Linked DNA regions of Mus musculus: region 1 is linked to region 2. Evidence: chromatin loops called from intact Hi-C (ENCODE). Cell type or tissue: left cerebral cortex. All regions are shown on one strand. Links, peaks and the distances in the headings refer to the core of each region. The heading gives the core; the rest is flanking DNA. Region 1 holds the start of Gm30113 (a long non-coding RNA gene). Region 2 has its middle 53 kb from the start of Gm30113.

Region 1 (11,674 bases), core at 1,398-9,397, 52 kb before region 2:
TTTTTTTTTTTTTTTTTACCAGTTTGCTAAGACATTAGCCACACCCTTGACTCCTAGACTCCTGCTTTGTCAGATTATCATGGAATCATTAATCTTAACAGAGTGGACATTCCTGGGGGGGATGTGAAAATATGTACATTATTACACAAACAAGCCTTAGTTCCTCAGAAGCCATCTACACTCTTGGAGGCTCACACTGGGCCTCTGTTCCAGGGGCAGAAACCATGTCACTCTGTCCCCACCAGGGCCATGCGGAGATCAGCACTGATGCTTCTCAGAGACTTTGGGGATGTTAACAAGATAAAGTCTACAACAAGACAGCTTGAGTCTCAGTAAGCAAAAAATACTTCAAGGCCCCCGTTCCTTTTTGCCCAAGGAATTAGTTCTTGACTGGATCCTGAAAGATTAGGTCCTGAGTGTGACTGTGGGTTGTCTCTACCCCATGAAGCAGAATCTTCAGTTATGGGTCCCACACAAAAGGCAGACATACTCTAGTCTATGAGTTGGATTCTACCCACTGCCTGTTCATATCTAACCTGAATGAAGAATGTTTTTTGTATTTTTAAGTAACTGGGGAAAGGAGAATGATGTTTAACACCACATAAAAGTGATGTGGGATTCACCTTTACTGTTCAGAGACAGAGCATCATTGGAGCACAGCCACAGTCATTCATTTGCTTGCAGATTGTACACCTGTGCTTAAACAGCTTTAGTGGTAGAACGACAGAGGTAACTGATGGACCATGGCCTGTAGCCTTGAAAGTACATATTGTCTGCTTCCTTATAGAAGTATACTAGCCTCTTCCATACTTAGTGTTGAGGCTCAAAACAAAAACAAAAACAAAAAAGTACCCCCCAAATATGGCACTTTCTAGACCTCACACTGAGAGCATCTGGGAGTAGGAAACATTGCAAACATCTCCAAGGGCCCTGTCTCCATGAAGTCTGTACCTGCCAGACAGGAACATGATTCTCTTCATCCTCTGACTCATGATAGATTCAAAATAGTCTCAACTTCCATCACAGAGGGAGAAACTGAAAATAGAACATAGCACCTATAGTTCTCACGAACTTTGTCACAAGTCTATATCTCAAGCTATTCATTTCTCCTAACAGATTATTTATAATCACTCTAAAGTGTGTGATGACCACCCCTGCCCAGTTCTTTCCCTTTGCATGGGTTATTTAAGCCTTAACCATGTGCCTATTGTTCAATGTCTACCGTTGCAAGGCTCCCATGAATATGTGCTGGTTAACTAAAGCATATATTTCTTCTCTTATTAAGCTGTACCTTGTCACTCTAGTTCAGTAGATTTGGGTATTATAACTCCAGGGCAAGAATCTGAACTCATCTGTATTTTCTTACCCCTTCCCTACTTTGCAGTGGCTCAAAGTGTCCACTATGCTGCCCCTATGTTAGGCACAGAAACCTGCTGTTCCATCTGTAATGTCCCACACATTCTCATGTGTACAAGGCTATGGCTCCACCTTATAGCATTAATGTTGTGGGGTAGGAACTTTAAGAGATAGGGCCTAAGTGTAGAGGGGTCCTTATAGGTTGGAGCTATTCTACCCCAGGTCATCTTCCTCACTCTTTCTTTCTTGGCCATCGTGAAATGAGAACCTTTCTTCTCCAAGGTGCTTCTGTCATAATTGATTACTTCAGTAAAAACCCAAAAGCCATTGGGGCAAGCAAACATGGACAGAAAGTGGAAGACAAAATAAGTCCTTTCAGTTGATTTACTTGGGAACGTTGTCATAATGATAACATAATTAACTATCCCATTTTTTTTCCATCTCTGTTATCATTCCATGTACCATGCTTAATTTTTCACAACCCTGAAAAGCCTTATGCTTTCACTAGTCTCAACTGGAGTATTTAAATGGTGTCCATCCATATAGATGTAAACTGGCCAAGCATGTAACTTGTGAGATTCTCTATATTTATAAAAGGAACATTAGTCATTTAGTCCAGTAGACTTGTGTGACTCAGTAATACAAAGTGAAGGGCCATCAAGACCCAAGAGCCTAAGTTCCTCCATGACTTTATAACAGACATTTTAATAAGAAACTTTATATTATTGTTCTTTGATTTACTCATATGATGCAGCCAAGGAGCAGAAAAGTAAAATATTTCCCTGTGGGGGCTGAAAATAAGACTCTGGCAAAGACTCAAGGAGCCAGGTTTGATTCCCAAATAGCACTATCTGTAACTTCTGTTACAAGGGATGCAATGCCCTCTTCTTGCCTCTGTAGGTACTGCACACACACGGTATCATAAAAACATGCAGACAAAACACCTACATACATAAATTTTTTTAAAAAAAATCCCTTTTAAAAAGCTTTATCATGATTAAAAAGTTAGTAGTGCTTACACAGACCCAGGAATTCTGATGGAGGATTCTGGATGTACTCTTAATCTCTAAGCATGCCACCTCTCATCTGGTACATAAGCATTGGAATCAAATATTTTATTTCTATGAGTATGGCTCTTGACAAGTTACTAAATTGTCCTTAATTATGCTGATAATCTACTAAATTATAATATCATAGAGACGTATGTCTCTTTAAGTCAGTTATGTGTTCTAGAAATATATTCTTAGGTGATTTCATTACAGTGAGAAAAATCATTGGAAAGATGATTATGACATCACTAAGTAATATAGTCTTCATTATTGGCTCAAATACCGTATATGGTTCATGACTGTACTTGATTTATATCATCATTATGTGTAGTAAAGTAGTCCTACTTATGAAAGCAAACTATGATGATGATTGTTGTGATCATAAAAAGATAAAGGAAGTATAAGAACATTTTCTATGGGGTGTGGTGAGGTATAGGGGAAGAGGGTACCTCAGCTGGCCCATGGTGAGACATTCCTTCCCCCATGAGGTACTAGCCATGTGTGGTATAGTATAGAATAGAGTTTATTTAGGGCATGGGGAGGGAAGTTAAGAGAGTAATAGAGGCAGAGAGAAAGAGAAAGTAGAGAATTAGTGTCTGACCATGACCACGTGGAGAGGAGGGGAAGGGAGTGGGGAGAGAGGGGTAGCAAGAGGGAAAGAGGCAAGAGAGTAAGAGAACAAGAGAGGTGGGGGGTGAGGGGGTGGGGGAAAGGGGGTAAGCAGGCCCTTTCATAGTGAGCCAGGCCTACCTGGCTATTGCCAGGTAACTGTGAGGAGGAGCATACCTGGCTATTGCCAGGTAACTGTGGAGGCGGAGATCAGAAAGAATCCCAAAAGTAATCTATGGAGATATCACCCCAGCTCAATGGTGACCCTGGTCTTATAGATTTAGGATGATGGAGCTGTCATTTTAGAAAGGATGAAGGGCCAATGTGGGATCATACCTGTAAGATTCCCTTCTCTCATGTCCTTTAAAGTTGTCACCTACAAAACTTGTTCTACCCACTCATAAAATCAACTCTGACACTATATAAATGTGTATAATATGTCACCCACCTCCTGGAAGGGATCCTTCAGCTCAGTTCTGTGGTCTCCTTTGGTCCTGAATACAACCACTTTCTTCTGTGGGTTTGGATTTATGTACACATTGTAGCCTCAGGCATGCAGGCATGTATTTTTAGATCAGCCTCTGAAAATGGAGCATCCACATTTTTAAAAATAAACTTGTATAGAACAAAAGCTGGCATCAATGAGTGAAGAATAAAACATTTCTAATTCTGCCTTCTGTCCTTCACTGCTAACAACCAAATCTTGCCTCCTCCCTCCCTTTCAGCTGATTCTTTCATTTCCTTCCCCAGAACCATGTGGTGCGGAGCTCAGTAACTGGCAAGTGTGGAGTTTTCTGTTAAGTATAAATTTCAGATTCCTTTGGAGTCTTGGCTCCAGACAAATACTCTCAAAATGTTTAGGATATGCCTGCATATTTCCAAGGGCTCCTTAGAAAAATCAGTGAAATGAAGATTCTCACAAAAGATCCTCATGAAGCTGGAAACTAATGATTCTGGGCTATACTCGGTGAACAGAATAAACTCCTTTGCATGGACTCCTATGATAGCAGGGAGGACATTCTTTACTCTGACATTTCCCCAAGTATGTCTTAACAATGAGGAAGGATACTTACAAGGTTGATTAGTGTCACTGTGGTGACTCAGTATTGATCCCTGCTCACAGAGAGATGGGCAGATCTTCCTGGGGACTGGAGAACATGATTGGATGGCAGTTCTCAGGGGGCGGGGCGTGGGGGAGAGGAGGATTTGCGTTTAGCATCAACACTATTCATTTCAGACCTGGTGAAGAGCCACATTCAACTGTAGAGACTGGTCAACCTGAAAACTCATGACTACACGCAACACTGAAACAGCCCAGAATCGAAACGCGGGGAAATTATCTCACTGAGTTGCTCAGAATGGAAATGAGAGAAGGGGCTGGGAAAGTAAACGATGGGAAACAAGAGGCAGTCAGCAGCCGAACCCCAAAGGCTTCAGGGGAGTGGCATCCTATTGCCTACCTAGCAAGATTAGGAAGGGACACATCCCTCTTATATTAGAGAACCAGCATTCATTCTCCTAGCTCTTAAGCAAGAACTTAAGAAAGATAAGAAGAAAAGGAATGCATACACCTGTGCAAGAATTAATGACACCACGGTGACACAGATCTGCCACCATTAAGTTTAAACTCAGTCAAGAGCAAAACTTCCTTGGGAGTTCAGTTTGTGCTTAAAGAAGGACAGAAGCTCCAAGACTTAACTCAATGTGCTTTCTGGGGTGGGGGCTTCTGAAAGGCTTTAAAGTACCTGCCACGGTTAAAAAAAAAAAAAAAAAGATCAAGTGAACAGGTTAGGAAGCATTCCAGGGTGGAAATTGGGCAAGAAATCCTATTTCAAATTGTCTTATCACTCTGCAATCTCAGATACTGTTCATTCCAGGCACTGTTCCCTGATACACTGAGGTAGAAGGAGATTCAGGTGCCCCCTGCTTCTCGGTGGGGCCTGTGCCTGCACAAGTCATCTAACTCAGCATCTCTGTTGACTTCTCAGTGGGAAGAATGACACCATCTGAGGAACTTTAGCATGAGCATAAACACTCCACTAGTACACAGCATGTTATATAAGCCCTTAAAAAACAGTCCTCATTCTTTTGTCTGTGGTTAGCTAGTGACTCCCATAAAGACAACCCCTTGTGTTAAACACAGTTCACAAAAGGTTTATGCATCACTTGGAGAGAGTTAAGTCCTTGCAGACTTGGGGATTGTTTTAAATTCACAGAAGAGAATGTTATTTCAACGTGTCCTTTAAATTGTGTTTGAATAGCATCCTTGGTTGTTTCCTTGAGGAGAGGAAGTTGGAGTAGGCTCACAGCGCATACATATTTCATCTACAGTTTCCACATATGTGTTTTTCTCAGCAAGCAGCACATATGGAAGAACTCATTATGGAAAGCAGCAGTGATGTCATCTCCTTGGCAATACCAGGATATGAACTCAGACTCCCACAGTGCTGGAGGAGCAGCGCAACCACTAGTGTGTTCTGGGGAAGGGAGAGGATTTTTGGATGTTTCCGGAGTAGTAGGCTTTGATTTTCTTCTGAGAAATCACTGGGAGGCTGTAATCTGATTTCCACAACGAGAAAGGGATGTGTGGGGCCAGGAATAGTTTATTCTCAGGGATTCCTAAGGAACTTCTTGAAAGCGTTTCTCATATTTCACAACAGAAAAGCAGAAAACAGAGCAAATGTGTTCCATTCCCTTTTATGTGGAGGAAACTGGTGCCTTCATGCTCTCAAGAGACCCGTCTGTACCAGGCAGTCCACTCAGACTTACTATTCAGCTCACAGTCTTCTGGGCATCCCTGAGCAGATTAGCTCAGAGGGAGGCTGTGTTTCTGTGGTGATTTAAGTCATTTTAAACAAGGATTTCAAGATGGACTCAATGAACGAAAGCCAAATATCTAGGCATGCTTCATCCTGGAGGAAAGCCTGTTTGTTTGTTTGTTTTCCTTCTCTTAGAATAATTCATGAAAAAAGAAATATGTTTATTCATGACACAGAACTGAGAGGGTTTAAATTCTATTCTTTGTAGCTAGGTACAAATCCCTTCATTAGCATTGATCTCTCTGCAGAGACAACCATCTTATAACTTGGACTTCAGGCTTCAGTCTATTAAGAACTAATCCCCAGGGCTTTAGGGATCGCCGTCCTAGGCCACACTGAGAGTGTTGTCTAGTGCTGTTGAGTGGTCTATTGGTGGTCCCAGCCCTGAGCTCTTACAGGAAATTTGGCTTAGAAGATTATTTACAAGCAGTCAGGTGCTTTCAAACCATCAGCCTTCAGCCAAAGGCTTATATTATCCTTTCTCTCAGACCCAGAAACTCCTAAGTATAGAAAATGAATTTCAGCATTCATACAAATTTGTGTACATTTACCTGGGCATTTAATTTGAGGCCATTTGGATCAGAAAAGACACCTTACAAGATATAAATATGAAATGTATTCTTCTTTAAAATCCATAGGATTTTGGGGGGTCAAGAGTAATTAAGACTGCTGGTCCTCCTATATGATCCACCTTCTCTTCAGCTTCTTTCAGCCTTCTCTAATTCAACAACAGGGGTTAGCGTCTTCTGTCCATTGGTTGGATGCAAATCTCTGCATCTGACTCTTTCAGATGCTTGTTGGGTCTTTTGGAGTGCGGTCATGCTAGTCCCTTTTTGTGAGCACTCCATAGCCTCAGTAATAGGACCAGCAGTCTTAATTGATCTGGACCCCCGAGATCTTTCAAACACTCAACCACCAAACAGACAACTACACCAGCTGATATGAGGCCCCCAACACACATATAGTAGAGGACTTCCAGGTCTATGTTCATTCAGAAATGATGCACCTAACCCTCAAGAGACTGGAGGCCTCAAGGAGTTTAGAGGTCAGATGGGGTGGAGGGTGGGGGCATCCATATGGAGACCGGGTGTGCTGGGGAAGAGGCATAGGATGTAGAGCAGTTGGAGAATGGGAGGGGAGGGGCAGGGGATGGAATATGGAGTGTAAAAATGAATTACAAATAAAATTTTAAAAAACCCATAGGATTTGAAAGGGATAATTTTAAACTTGGGCATATCCTTCTTGACACCTCAAAGCAACTCTTAACACCAATGGAGTAAGTCTTAGATCTGGGGACAAATATAAGTGAGCCATGGTCTGGGATCATGGGTTCAGGTTTCCTCAAGCGCTGTGTTCTAATGTGTTCACACTTTTATGAAGTTTTTTTATAGTTATTGACCAGAAGAAAACCATAAATCAAGAAACCTTTAAAATACATTTGGAGGAAAATCAGGTAGGCTAGTGAGAGCAGAGCAGACGAATCTCCCTAAATGCTGTCTAATTACATTCTTAGAATTGGACTTAATACTGGCTGGTGTGCTGTTAGGTTAGTGGCTGGGGAGATGGCTCTGAGCTTAAAAGAGCTTGCTGCTCATTCACAGGCCCTGAATCTGATTCCCAATGCTTACGTCAGGTAGCTAGCTGCCAGTAAATCCCTGTCTAGGAGATCAGAGACCCTCTTCATCCCCTGCAGACATTGCACTTAGGTGCATAAAACCACACATATACACAAAGTTAAAAACAAAAATAAAAATCTAAAACCAAAAGAATACTAAATTAGACTCTGACATGGGCAAGCTACATTAAACTGTAGTAAGGGGGCTTACTATAGTTAAGGGTAATTTAGGTTTAAAAAATAAATAATCTAACAGTCCACAATCCTGGAAATTCTGATCAGCTGCTCAATCTTGTGGAATCTTTAATGGAGGTAAGGTTTCTATCTGCTTTCTTTTTGTTTATCTATTGTTTGTGAGGTGGCTTTAGATATAGAACAAGTTACATCCTATGTCAGTATCTAATTTCCCATTGTTGGTTGACTAAGGCTGGGATATATTAGCAGCTCACCAGCTCTACGAAACCAGAATTTTGTATCTTTGTACTAGAGTGCAGGTTCAGTTGTTCTCCATCTGGATGTGACGTACTTTGTTACAGAGGAAGAGAATAAAAACCAGATTCTCTTACAGCTTACATGCCACGAACAAAAGTAAGTCCCGTGTATATGCCTGATTTCCTGAGAAGGGCCAGAGACAAGAATCTCTTATAAACAGGGGCAGTAAGTGGATCAGATAATATGCAATTAAGCTCACCAATAAAAAGATAGATCTATAAACTCACTAAAGCTAAGTAGTGTGAAAGAAAGGAATCCAGAATGTTCCAAATTAAAAAGTGAAAAGATATGAGGAAATAGTAATGAATATGAAAGCCTGCATGATGGATTAGGCCACAACTCACTCATATGTGTTCATGAAACTGAAGACAATGTTTCAGTCCCATATTATAGATGTTATAAAGAAAATGAATTCTAGAAGTACTGGGTTTTAGATTTGTAAACAAACAAAAAAATCTTAGTGCCATAAGTTCAGCAACATATTTTAAATACTTTTATTTCAGGAACTTGGAGAATCTAGAAAGAATAAATACATTTCTGGATACATAAAATCTACCAAATTGAATTTAAAAGAAATAAACAGTCTATGCAAATCTATAATAATCAATTAAATTGAAGAAGTAACTGTTTCCCAACAAAGAAATATTAATCAATGGACAGATTCACTGTTGATCTGTTCTAGAGCTTTTAAAAAGAAGTAATGCCAGTACTTCTTAGATTTCTGCATAAACTAGAAGGGAAGAGACACTATGAAACTGATTGTATAAAGCAGTTACTACATAGATAAAGCAAATAGAAACTCAGAAACAAAACTAGAAAGAGACAGTCCAGTTTCCATGATGAAACTAAATGCAAAATTTTCACAAAACAGTAACTCAGTGATATATTAAAATATATACAAGTTATTCTAGGCCTACAAAATGGTTTAGTGTATATAAATTAATAAATAGTGTATCATATAAGTAGCTCCAAGGACAAAAGAACCATAACACCACCTCAGGAAAAGGGAGAAATGGGTTTTGACAAAATCCTCATCACCTCTTGCGCGCGCTCGACTGGCCAGGAAGAACGACGCTGCAACAGGATCCTTCTGCACACGTTTATTGGGAGAGCTTGATTGTAGAGGCGAAAAGACCCTGAGCCCAGAACTGGTGCTGCTTACATAGACCTAGGAGAGGCGTTCTCTCTCATCTGATTGGTTAACTTGTCTTGGCAAAAGAACCTTCACTGCCTATGTATGTGTGGTGGCCAGCAGTAGCCAACTGCCACTCTGCAACTGCCACTCTGCAACGGCTTCCCACATCACCTTTTGTTAAATTCCTGGTGAAACTTACAATAGAAGTCTCACCAGTCAACATAAGTCACATTATATTACAAAGACTGTGTAGACAATACTATGCTATATGGGAAAATCCTGGAAGCATTTTCTCTAAAGTCAGTGCTACACTAATTTTCTTCAGTTTAGTCTTTACAAAAAAAAATTATGAGAGAGAGAGGAATAAAGGTAGGACAATAACAGTCATCTATAGGATGGAACACAGGGCCCCAAATGAAGGAGCTAGAGAAAGTACCCAAGGAGCTAAAGGAGTCTGCAACCCTATAGGAGGAACAACAATCTAGTTGTCTCTAGTTGCATATGTAGCAGAAGATGGCCTAGTCGGCCATCAATGGGAGGAGAGGCCCTTGGTCTTGCGAAGATTATATGCCCCAGGAGAGGGGCACGCCAGGGTCAGGAAGTGGGAGTGGGTGGGTTGGGAAGCAGAGCAGGGGAAGTGTATAGGAGGCATTGGGGATAGCATTTGAAATGTAAATGAAGAAAATATCTAATAAAAAAAAGGTAGGACAATAAGAAAAGAAAAAAATCACTCCTATTTTTAGATGATATGACCATACAAATTTAAAACATGCCAAAATGTTCTTAACTTGTAGAAACAGAGACTTAAATACACAATCAGTGGATTCTTGACAAGGCTACAAATAAAAGTCAATGTGGGGAAAATATTCCCCATAGACTATTCTCAAAGGTCAAAGCAATTACATTTCCACACTTTCAAAATGTGAAAGAAAATCTAACCTTCATGGTGACATGAATGGTGGACCCAAAATGATATGTTTGCCCAGAACCTTCAATTGTGATCTTGTTGGGAAAATTTCTTAGTAGCTAAAGTTAAGTTAAGGGATTAAGATGAGATCATGTCTGATGACATATATTTCATAAGAGAAATCAAAGGGAGAAGACAGAGATACGGGCATGGAAAGATGCAGTGAGGAACTGACGTGATGGAAAGGGCAGAAGCTTTGGAATGCCTAGAACCACCAAGAAGTGGAAAAGTCATGAGTGGAATACACCTAAGTGCTCCTGACAGTACCTCGCTTGGGATTCAACCTCTAAGAATGTGAGGAACTCCGTATCTGTTTTGAGCTACTCACTTTTTAGTTATTACTTACAATAATGTCAACAATGTCACATACCTCCGTGTCCTCCACACATGTAGCAGTTACCTCGAGATAGGTTTTAGTTATAAATATGAAAAGTATAACTTTTATAGCATAAGCATAGAATTATCTTCATGGTATCACTGGTAGCTAATTTTACAGTACTCATACATAAAATTCTCAAAAAAATTAAAATACACACTACCAGAAAATAAATTCAATTAATTATTTTAAAAAACACAGGGCAAGAGAAGTGATATAATTATTTGATCATAATCTCAAATAATAAAGGAACTAACTAAAAAATGCAAATTATATCCATTGTAAATTTCCTAAAACTGATAAATTGGGTTTTAAAATGTTTACTAAAATTAATTTACTGAAATCTTAATGATAAAACTACTAGCAACTACAGTTTTATAATATTTAACAAAATATACAAAAAAACTTGCAAGCACTTTAAGAAAATCTAAACATGCAGTCAGTGAACATACTGTGCATTTCTAACTCACAATGAAAGAGAATATACATTATCACTCCAGAAAGGAGGAATGGGAACATAGTAATGAAATACAACTAAACAGACTTTGATAATAAACTCCCTTTAACTAGTTGTAAATTAAGTAATAGTAAATGCACCAATGGCTTCGTTGTTGAGGGGTTTTGTTAAGAGAAACCACAGATGAAGGTCTAGTGTCATTTCCAAGCAAACAAGCCATTCACAGATGAGGATTTACTCAATACAGATTTTTTTTTATGGTTATATAGTTTTATTGTAGAAAGGCAGGAAGAAAGAGAGAAGGTAAAGAGAGAGACAGAGACAGAGACAGAGACAGAGACAGAGACAGAGAGAGAGAGAGAGAGAGAGAGTCTGGCCATGGCCACGTGGGGGTAGGAGGAGGGAGAGAGAGAAGGAGGGCTAGAGATGAAAGTAAGAAAGGTGAGGTCTTAAAGAGCTCAATTTAAACTCTTGTTTCAGTCTGTCTGTCTTTGTATTTCCTTCTTCTGGCCGGTGTGATAATCACTCACAAAAACCTGTTGCTTAAAATAACCCAGTACACTAGCTTGTAGTTCCGAAGGTCAGGAGTAGGCACTACATCGCACTGGCCTAATATCAACAGTGCTACCTGTCTCTGTGTTGCCTTCCATATTCAACTGGGACCTTCTTTTCTGCCTATCTTTGTCAAACAAACTTTTGATTATGATGGTCACCTTTGTATGATCCAGGTAATCTTTATCTTTTAACATCAGGTGATTAGCAATCTCAATTATATCTACATGTGAACTCTCTTTGTCAT
Region 2 (11,674 bases), core at 1,351-9,350:
ACAGGAGTGGGTAGGTTGGTGAGCAGGGGTGAGGGGAAGGGATAGGGGGTTTTGGGAGGGAAAACTAGGAAAGGGGATAACATTTGAAATATAAATAAAGAAAATAATAAAAAGTTAAAAACAAAAATAAAGATGCCCTTGACTATTTTGGAATCTGCATTGATTTCTTCCAGTGTTTCATGGATAGGCCACACTTGTAGGCTTCCCTCCACGTTAGGCCCTTGGACAATTTTATTATAAGAAAACCTTCAGTACCACTTTCTGAAAGGAACTAAAGAATGAGTAAGGCTTCATAGCAGAAGGAGCCGGGTGATGGTAGTGCACACCTTTAATTCCAGCACTCGGGAGGCAGAGGCAGGTGGATTTCTGAGTTCGAGGCCAGCCTGGTCTACAGAGTGAGTTCCAGGACAGCCAGAGCTATGCAGAGAAACCCTGTCTCGAAAAACCAAAAAAAAAAAAAAAAAACCAGAAGGAAAATTTTAATACTAGGGTGATGTGATATAGTTCAGTATAGTACCCATTTTACATCCTGAGGTTTCCTAATTCCTTCAATGGAATGCACTCCAATTCAACAGTGTTGCCCTTAATAACCTATACGTCAGTTAATTTGGGTGTCCTTCAGCACACACAGGAATGTGAATATATAAGACATATCATACACATTATAGTTCAAAAGAGCAACAATCTTTAAGTCCAAGTAACAGCAATGAACTTCCCATAGAAAAAAAAGCAATTATGACTTAAAGCTTTAACCGAAGATAATGTGACTGTGTGCTTGAAAGCCTGGTGATTATGAACACAGATTAAATGCATGGATTCTGGAAATAGAGTGAGAGTCTAGTTTTTGCTTCTTGGGGCCTGCAAGTTAGGATAGATAACATCTAAAATGTCACCAGATGATCAACACATCTTGGTATTCCTCGATTTGTGCGACTGCCATCCCTTAAATGACTCTTTTTTTAAATACTAGTATAGCACAATATTGTGAGTCGACATCTTAACAATTACATTATAAAATATTGTATCACTGGCTTTGATGATGCAAATGACTCCATGGAAAACTCTCATGAGACAAGGAACCTGGGGGGAGGGGTGATCTGTAACCAAGAGTCAGTGAAGAATGAGGGCATAGTTGGGAAGTTGAATTCTACCAAATGTGTTAACCTGGAAACAGATCCTTCTCCGGTTAAATGTTCAGAGATATTCTCAGTCTCAGGAGACTTCTTAATTGTAGCCTTTACAGAAACTGTGAAGCAGACCCAGATAAGCCATATCCCAATTCTTCCTGACCAGTGAATAGATAATGTGACATAGCAAACACATATTATGCCTATATGTGTAGGATCAGTGTCTTTCCTTGTAAAACAGAGATCAAAGATAAGTATTTCACAGAATTGCTAGGAAAAGTCTATGTAGTGAGACCCCTGGAAGATGTTCTCTCAGTTTAAAAGCATCATCGCTGAGGAGATTTAGAGGATTGTAAAGAGAGAGAGTGCATGAAGTTGGAAGGGAGGAATGGTGGAAATACAGAGGAGAAATTGGAGGAGAGGAAATGGTATAAATATACTCAAAGCTTTTTATGTGCATGAATGAAATGATCAATAAAAATATTATCACTGGAAATGAAAACATAAGTCTAGGTATTGCCCAAGCCCCTGGCCACATAGATGGCTCTCTTGTACCATGACAGTCCTTAAGTATCGTTTTGGATATTCATCATTTCCACAGTTGATTCGTGAGTTTCTTATCCATTTAGCTCTTGATGTCTCCCTAAACTGACCTGTGCCAGAATGTCTTCACTTTCCATCTTCATTCTGGCTCTTTGAATGGAAGAGGGATTGCCTGTTCCTGCTTCATGTTACTATTAAGCATCCTTTCTTGAACATCTATTTCTTCTCAACTTCTGATTGCCCTTACCCAGGTTCATTCACAGTCAGTTTCAAACACATCATTCCTACCCTTGGAACTGTAAGGATCTGCATGGTGTATCCAAGAAAGCAAGGATTACAATGAGACAGGGGAAAGAAAGATGCCTATGCTAAGCTTGTCCTTAGCATAGGTCATTACACTGTGTTCTGCAACTCAGTTCTTCATAGATGTCAGGGAACTTATAAAACATTAGTTCTGATCTCATGGAGACAACATAAGCATTAAGTGAGATGACAGTGATACAATAATTGTTCTCAAGTGGGTGTCTGCTCTGTGATAACCTACAACTTGCTTTTTTCTTAGTGATAAATGCTGTAAATGTTACAAGCCAAGGCCACAGACAACCCTAGAATTTCTTTCCCTCTCCATCATGACCACTTTCCCACTGGAAGTACTATTTCTATCCAGGAAAAAAATAATCTAGCTTCAGAGATCAGACATTCGTGTTTCCTGATTGTGGGTGGACTTCCAGGGGCAAAGGGTCAGCCTGTTTTACTGTCTCCACTGCCCTTTCTCATGTTCATTCAGTTTCTCAATCATGGGAATCCTTTTTTCTCCCTTCTATAGACTGAGTTCCACTTGTTATGGCTTTAAGGTTGCAAACATATGTAGCTGTCATAGTCCAGATTTTCAACTGTGGCTCAGTCTGTTGTCTTGTACTCTATTTTTACATGTCTTCTTTATGCTTCCTACATGTTAATTGCCTTCTTCACAAAATGGGATTAGAACATGTATTTTGCATTATAATGGCAACGCACACGAAATGCTTCATGCATAAGACACAATGTAGGATTATAATCTGAAATAAAATTGATGCCGAGCTAGGTTCTTTAGCTTTGTAAATCTTTTATCACTAGCATGCTGATTGATTCATAAAAATATTTTGTCAGGTTATTTTTTCCTTAAGCAATAAAACATTCTTCAGGATGATTACATCAATAATCCTGTATCAGTGAACTATTAGTGTAGGCAAATGATGATGATGTAGAGGAAGAGGAGGACTAGAAGGAGAAGGAAGAAGAGGAGAAGGGAAGAGAAGGAGGCTGTTTATCAGATGTAGGCTTTAGTGAGCTCCACCTTGAAGAAACTGTGTTCCCCTGTGCAGTTTTAACCCTGACCTTGCAGACTTAAGTCATCGTCTCTGCATTCGGGTACAGGTGTGTCATACACGTGTCCTTCCTGTCATAACGTAAGAAATTAATATGTGTGAGCTCCCTTTCCCTCACGACATGGTCTTTTGAAAACAATTCATTTGTACTCATCATTCTGTGGGATGTGTGCTCTTTTAAGCAATGTTGGTGGATGAAAGGCGCCTCAGATGGGATTCCTAATACAATGCACGGCCTAAAGCACGGATATCCCACCACCCCCACCATCCTGCTTCTCCCTATAATCCCAGATTTGTTTCTCATTTAGAAAAAATCGCTTCAACATTCAAAAGGAAACGGGGTCTTCCGAGGGAAGTCAAGTCTCTTTATACTTTGCCAGAAAACTTTCCCACAAAGAGGAAATTCTACAAATACTCAGATGACATCATTGAGAAAAGGCTCTTGTTCCCCCAGGGTCCAGCCTCCCTGGAAGATGACAAGGGTTAGGAATAGACAAACCTTGGCCACTTGTCGGATTTGGCAAGAGGCAGTCAACAGCTGGTCCAGCGGGTTAATTAGCCCTGCTCTCTGCTCCCGTCCAGCCTTTACTGGCAAAGGCAGAGGCAAGACGCTCTGGCCCACTTGCTTTTCTCTTTCTATTAACAAAGCCCAGTGCCATCGGATTACCTTGGCCTCCAGCCAGGCCTGCGTGCCCTTTGCCTGCCTGTGAGTTGCCATGGCGATGGTGATGTGCCTTTTGCCAACGAAGCAGCTGGCAGATGGGTAGCAGATTACCTGCCAAGCAGATTTACTAGCTCCAAAGTGCAGACCTCTCTTGAACAAGTGAAAGGGGTGGGGGCGGGGTGGGGTTTGTTTTCCACTCTCAGGAAATAAGAAGGGAGCATTTTCTACACCTTTTACCCCATTGGTTCTATTTTAATTTTCAAACAAAAGATGATTATTTGTCATCTGTCCAGATGCCCATCTGCTAAGTACATAGGCCTATCTGGTGTATTTTTTTTTAAGACAGTCAATAAACAATTTATTCTTTGCCTTTTCTGTAACACACATGCCACCGCCCTCAGCATCCTGAGTCAGGATGCAACGCTTTTTCAGGGATGATAGCTCCCAGGAAGTGAAAGCAATTACCATCTAGACAGAAAGGAGTGCCCACAGCAACAGAACTGTGAAAACTTGGAAACGGAAGAGTGTTGGTTGTACTTCCCAAGGAGGATATATCCAGGAAGTCTGGCTTCCTGAACTTTAGGGTGTCTGCTTGCATCTCAAATAATGATTAAGGATTAATTGTGTCCAGTTAGCTTTTATCCATGTTCAGCATAGTTTTAACTTTCAAAGACACACACACTATTGAGGCTGCCATCCCAAATTCAGAGGAAGGAGTACAGTGGGTGGCAAGGGTGTAGAATAGCATGAATCTAAGATCTATGTCTGGGAAAGAGTCAGAAGAAGTAAACTGGTAAGTTTCTGTGCTTCTTCCAGTCTTCCTGGGTGTGCTAGAGGGATACACTTCCCAGATGATTGGACACTAGTAAAGGTTATGTCATTAATCATCAGAGGAAGGCAAATCAAAACCACCAGGAGTTGTTTCCTCGACCCAGTCAAGAATGGCCATTACGAAAAAGACCAAAGATAACTAGTGCTGTGTGTAGAGAAAAGGAAACCCTTGCACACTGCTGGTGGGAATGCAAATCAGTCCAGCCATATGGAAAACAGTATGGAGGTTCCTCGAAAAAATTAAAAATAGAACCACCATATGATCTAGCAATACTAGCTCTGGGTACATATCCAAAAGAAATTAAATCAGTATGTTGAAAAGATGTGTACTGTCCCACGCTTACTCCAGCACTATTGACAATAGCTGAGAAGTGAAAACAACACACACATCCATCAACAGATGAGTAGATGAAGGAAGTGTGATACATAGGTATGATGAAATATTATTTGGCTATAAGAGAAGATGTTTTCCTGTCATTTGTAACACTATGGGTAGAACATGGAAGTGATACTATCAAATGAACTAAGTCAAGTACCATTTCTGATCTGTCTCATACATAGAGGTCTAAAAGAATCGATCTCATAGAAAGTTACAATAAAATGCCGGTTCCTGTAGGCTTGGGAAGATGGGGAAGGGGAAGATTGAAAAGTTGATCATACAAGTGTAATAAATTATACTATAATAAGAGGTAGACATTCAGTAGAGTGAGTATGAATAACAATTGGCAACTGCATAATGCAAAAATCAGTTAAGTTTCCACCATGAGAAGTGATGAGTTCAAACAATTAGATATGTTCATCTCAACTTACAAATTGCAGATGGAGTATATGTGTCAAAAACATCGCACCGAACTTCCGCTAGAGTTTTAATTGTCAACCTGACACAACCTAGATTCTTTTAGGAAAGCAGCCTCAACTGAAGGATTTCCCAGAACAGATTCACTTGTGAGTACCCATGTCTGTTGGGGATTGTCTTATTAATTGAGTAGGAGGGCACATCCCATTTGGGATATAACATTCCCTGGCCGAATGGCCCTATGCTGTATTAGAAGATTAGCTAACTCCCAGTCTAGCAGTGAGTCATCAACCATTGTCCATTCATGGTTTATGCTGTGCCTCCTTAGCTGTGAATGAGTGCTCTTATTAGAGGTAATGCTCTGTGGGAGAACAAATAGTTCTGCCTTGAGCTCCTGTCTTAACTCCTCACATTGATGGTCTATGACCTCGAAGGCAAATGAATAATTTCTCCCCTAGGTTGCCTTTGTTCTGACTGCTTTGTCATAGTTGCAGCAATACATCTGGAATGATCCCTCATTAAATGTATAATTTAAAGCAATGTTCCACTAAAATAAATTCAAATATTTTAAAAGCCATATGATTCCATATCTTTCTGTCATAAATATTTTACTACATTGCTTCACAATCCAAGTCTATGTGAACTGGGTTATATTTATAAGTCATATAAAATCCATACACTAAGGTAAAGGATTATGTAGCTTTGCCAGGAAAACTTGCTGACTATGTGTGGTCTTGGTGTCATGAAGATTATGCCATGAGTACTCCTGCCATAGTTGAATGAATATAGTCCCAGATAATTCATGAACAAATGACTAGATTGTGTTCCAACATATCCCTATTTATAAAGTCTATATAGACAAGCTGCTCTGTTCTGTGAGTTGTAGTATGCTTACTCTTTTTTTTTTATTTATTTATTACGTATTTTCCTCAATTACATTTCCAATGCTATCCTAAAAGGCCCCCATACCCTCCCCCCACCACTTCCCTACCCATCCATTCTCATTTTTTTGGCCCAGGCGTTCCCCTGTACTGGGGGATATAAAGTTTGTGTGTCCAATGGGCCTCTCTTTCCAGTGATGTTCGACTAGGCCATCTTTTGATACATATGCAGCTAGAGTCAAGACCTCCGGGGTACTGGTTAGTTCATATTGTTGTTCCAACTATAGGTTTGCAGATCCCTTTAGCTCCTTGGGTACTTTCTCTAGCTCCTCCATTGGGAGCCCTGTGATCCATCCAATAGCTGACTGTGAGCATCCAATTCTGTGTAGTACGCTTACTCTTATCTAAGGCAAATTATTGAAGAAAAGGTCCCCCTTCATAGTAAAAGTGATACAGCTAAGATGAATTGTGGAGTTCACTGTAAGGAGATCTTATTGTTCAAGAGCAGAAATTCAGGTCTAAACAGAAGAGCTCTATAGTTAATCCACTCAGTCCAGGTACTCCAAAGCTGGACAGATAGACAGAAGACACGCAATTAGGAAAGATTAGAGTATGGAGTTGTGGGACTTACATCCAACATCTCTTTGGAGAGACATGATGAAGTTGTCACTAACATATTTTTTTTATGATAAAACTCAGTGAATACTCAATTACACAAATGAATTACACAAATGTTGGAATGAATGTACATTGTAGTGCTCCTGTGATAATATATGTTATCTCATGGATCTTCAAGAGTCCACTCATTCAGAGAACTATCACACAGGAGGCTACAGTTATCAGTTATAGTTTCCATTAGAGAAAAGCAGGGTATATGGAAGTCAACTTAGGAGATGATAATGTGACTTTTCTTGAACTGATAAGTATACATTGAGTATTTCTACAATATATCATAATTTACCTATAAATATATGTAGGTACCTGCGAATACTTGTAGAAAATCTTGGAGGCACATTTAAATGTGAGTATGACCACTGATTTGCTGCCACCCCTCCCCCCCCCCACACACACACAATGTGCAGGTTAACAGTAAAGATGAATGGATGAAGGCACAGCCACAGCTTTCCCAAGCTATTACTCCTCTTAGCTGAAACACTGTTGTTTCAGAGATGATAGAATACAATGGGACAAATTAATGATGAAGGTCTATTGATTATATGTTATCAATTATTATGAAATAAGTTCCATAGAAATCATTGTGTATGGAGCTCTTCAAAATGTATGTCAGAATAAAGCCAACTTCTAGCCCCCTCTAAGGTCCTACAATAGTTAACTCATGGCCCTGGGTTATACACTGGACCTAATTTTAGTGGCTTACAAAAATGGGGTAAACAACAGAACACATTCCTCTGCATTATTATGAGGTTACTTGAAATGATGTTTCTGAAGAGTATAGAAGGTACAAAATTTGTAGTGACTTAAAGTCACAAGGCCTTTTGGAGACCTTTTAGGGTTGTAAATAAGAGAATTGTTGTGAGTTTAATTCTCAAGTACTTCTTTTGTAAAAAGAAGAAAATTCATGTGAAAGAAGAAAATGCCTTCTTCATGATGTGCCTTTCTATACAACTCGCCAGAGATCATCAGTATTCTGAGTCCTACAACAGTCTATTCCACTCATTCACAGAACCATCACAGGGGAGGCTACAGTTATGAGCCCTAGTTTTCATTAGAGAAAAGCAAACTATGTGGACATTACCTCAGGAGATAATAACGATACTTATATGGAGCTGATCAGTATACATTGAGTATTTGCGTAATATATCATACTTTACCCATAAATACATGTAGCTATCATATGTTAGTGAAAAGCGTTAAAACACCGAAAAAAAAATGCATGGCAAGACGGCTCAGCAGGTAAAGGTATCTGCTGTCATACTTAACAACCTTAGATTAATTACTGAACCAATATGGTCGATGATGAGATCCAACTCCCAAAACTTGTCCTCTAAACTTTATGCATAAATACATGTAGATAATTTATATTGTGTACTGATGCTATAGTGTTTATTAGAACGTATGCTTTGTGCCAGTTTTGTGCTTATGATGGTGTCATGTGAACAAACTCACCAAACCACCAGTCCCAGAATGATTGAACTTGGCAGTGGTCATGAACTACTTTTTGTACTGCTTTATAAGAAAAATGTCAATGAATAGCCTCAGGGTAGTTTAGCAGTAAGTGTTGGGGGGTCACATTTAGCACGTGAGTATTTTACAGAGCTGCCTGTCCACATTACTGAGTTTAGGCAGAAGAGCTACAGAAAACAGCAAGGAAATACAGCCTGAACATTCATGTATGTCACATCTCCACAGACCTGGGAGTGAAGGGCCACAAACCCACAGCCCTGTCCAGAAGGCTCAGGGTAGGAAATGTGTCTGATTTCACAAGGCTGTCCAATCATTTGACGTGTTCTTACCTCTACCTTTCAATGAAGGCTTAAGTATTTCCCCTCATGTCTTAGGAAAACTGTTCCCTACCCATCATGCATTCCCATTACCCCCGCATCGTAACTTGGTTATTATATCTGCAAAAGGACATTAGTCTCTTTGGATTATGAAGTTTCTTGTCTTATTTGTGATTTCTTAAGTATGAGGCATTCATTGTGTCCATTTTATCATCTCTGGACCCCAGCAATGTACCTGGGAAAGCATGTGCTCCTGATGAGTCAAATCCCTAAAGAAATGTGTGAGAAGTTTGAAGTGAGAGGAAGGGGTATACTTAGCGCTCATGATAGGAACCAATGGGAGAAAGTATACTCAGGATTATATAATGGCTTCCTTGGTAGCCCCAGGAAGACTCCCATCGCAGCTGAGTGTTGAAGGAGGTTCTGCTAAGAATAACACCTATGAGATAGCAGTGTTTGAAATAAGCCTGTCTCTGGAAAGGTTCCCAAGCCTTGTAATTTTACTTTTATAGTCATGGCCCTGGAGTGTTTGACTTTTCAAATCCTCTTGCTGAGATTCAAGGGTCTGTTTATAAAAGCTGGATCTTAAACATGTTCCTTTGTGAGGTACAAGTGGGATTTGTACTCTGTATAAATGGGTCCCCCAGAGCGACATTGCATTCTTGTAGCCTTCTCTATTTGATGGAATGGGAAGAGAAAGCAAAACAATATCATATAGAGTTGAACATAAATGTCTCTCGGGGAACAAAGCCATAAAATAACAAAAAAATAACAATAACAACAGTTGTAATAATAGCCTAAAGCAGTTGTCATCCAAAAGGCAAGTGCACAGAAAAGTATGGTATTAAAAACTCGACTATTCCCAGAGGACCAAAAGGGCACTTTAAGGATGTTATACCAGGTAGATTGAAGCCAGAGACATGGAAATAGGATTGGGAAACAAGCATGCAACATGAAGGAGGAGTTTTCAGGAAAGGCTGCCAGGGCATCATATTTACTAGAGTCTATTGCACTCTGAATAAGTCCTTTAGGTTTAGAACAGAGACCAGTCAGGGCACATGCATTAAAGTCGTCTTATTTATCAACTTGGCTAGAGTAAAGTACCTTTCCTAAGATTCTATTCTGAGAATATTTCAGGTTAGTGCAAACTCCAACTGAGGCGTCCCTCAGGTGTTCTTACCCAAGCTCACTGTTCTCTACATGCCCTGGTGTCTGTATACTCCTGCTGTTGTTTAGCAGAGCTGCTTGGCTGACCACTAGGTGCATTCTTTTGTACAATGTTGTTCAAAGTGTAGACTAAAGTACCTAGTTATGTATTATGGCAAATCAACCTAGTGACTAAGTCCAAAGAGGAAATGGAAGACTTAAGATATCTAGAATCTTTCCATCACCAGGTGCCTAGTTTGAGGTAGAGAATCAGGATTCCTTTTTTGTTTTTATGTTTTCTCCTTGCCTCTCCAAAGCCTATATGCCACAAGTACAAACATTTCTCCTTAGATCTTAGAGATGTTGGCTTATAGGTATCCTGCTTTGCTTTCAATCTGACTTCTTTTGACACATACTTTCTGTATAAATTACAAAGAAATTCCTTGTAGCCTTCCTTTGACATATTTTCTTTTGTTGTTTTAATATCCCATAACAGATTCTAAATGTTTAATTGTTTTCTTTGTCCATGTCTTTCTGTTTACTTAGCATTCTAGCAGAATGTTGCAAAGTGTCTGGCTCATAGCAAACATCAGAAAACATTTATTACTTGAGAGTCTAGTTCTCTGCTTACTAACATGTGCTGAACTGGGATGGTTCATAGTTCAGAATGGACACCATGATTGAGAGGGAAGAAATCTGAGATCTATTCCACAAACCCCTTAAGGAAGGTGTACAGACTGGAGTATGGCCTCCATCCTAGCCAATGCTATTTCTATTATTTCCTGTAGCCTCTGCAGTGGATCAACAGACTTAAGGGTAGATAACTTGTTCTCTGAACTGACATTATGACTTCTGCTCTGTTGAATTAATATGAAGTACATATTGATCATGGGACTTGTCACAAGCAATCTAGCTCTCACGATACCATCATTAGCCCAAGAAAGCTGTGTGTGTCCCTAGCTCCTACAGTCAGGCTAAAGATTTTTTTGATGCAAAAGCTTCAAGAGGTGGCTGGTAGGTTCTGCTAATGACTCACCCAGTCTTTATGAAGATGACCTACAAACTTTCACCTACTTTCCCCTTCAACATTGCTGTCCCCATCCCCATACCCTGAGAACTAACACAGGCAAGAAGGGATAGAAGAGTCAACACTTGGTAATCCAAGCCAGATGACCATATGGAAATGTTTGGATGTTAGAACCAAAACATGTACTGAACTCATTCTGAGGGAGGTGTTTGTACATAACACCACAGTAAAGACGAAATCCTCTGTAGTGCCTCACTTACAGGAAACAAACATGGTCTGAGTCGATCTAGCCTCATCTCTATTACTTTCTCAAAGTGGGAGAATTCCTCACAATTTAACTAAGTCACACGTTTCAGGCACCATATATGCTAAGATAGCTGCTCCAGATGGACTAAGAGGGCATCTTATCCAGTACAGACCAAGGGAGTCAACACCCCTGCCCCAACAACGCTGCCATTTTAGTGAATTGCCTACTATGACATAATACAATGCTCCTCATATTTACTTGATTAATTTTTATCACACTCCTCCTATGAAGCAAACAATAGAATTCTTTTACAAACTCGGAATCTAGTGATTGTCAGAATAAAGGATCTACATGAAGCCAAGCATGGAGGATTATGCCTCTAATTCTCACACCTGAAAAGCTGAAGCAGAAGAACAATGGTCATGGTCTTGAGACCAACCTGGATCACATGACAAGTCTCCCATCTCTCTAGGTTACATAGGGCATTCTTATTTCACAGAATAACTAAAAACAAACAAACAAACATGAAAGAACAGAGCTGAAGAATTGGGAGAGGAGAAAGAGAAGGGCAGGAGGAGGTTTT

What was found. A loop is a pair of places that touch in the nucleus more often than their neighbours do. Peaks named below come from ENCODE experiments on the same cell type or tissue, not always from the same donor. Only the 100,000 strongest peaks of a DNase experiment are listed, where the experiment ranks them.
Region 1: a loop joins it to region 2, with 7 times the contacts of the local background. A loop is called at or near these places in 3 of 42 quality-filtered maps.

The regions. Positions count from the first base shown.
Region 1 is chr15:62,947,161-62,958,834 of GRCm38, reverse strand. It overlaps Gm30113 (a long non-coding RNA gene), which reads right to left and starts at 4,619. Exons shown (of 3, transcript XR_384131.2): 1 at 4,088-4,619; 2 at 3,463-3,595; 3 at 963-1,035. In left cerebral cortex, for the core only: no CTCF peak of the experiment used is centred there; DNase peaks (open chromatin) are centred at 3,696, 4,372, 5,416 and 6,152; H3K27ac peaks cover 1,289 bases.
Region 2 is chr15:62,895,230-62,906,903 of GRCm38, reverse strand. No RefSeq gene overlaps it. Among named protein-coding and RNA genes, the nearest start is that of Gm30113, 53 kb to the left of the region's middle. RefSeq lists an enhancer at 3,004-4,210. In left cerebral cortex, for the core only: no CTCF peak of the experiment used is centred there; DNase peaks (open chromatin) are centred at 3,690, 4,750 and 9,104.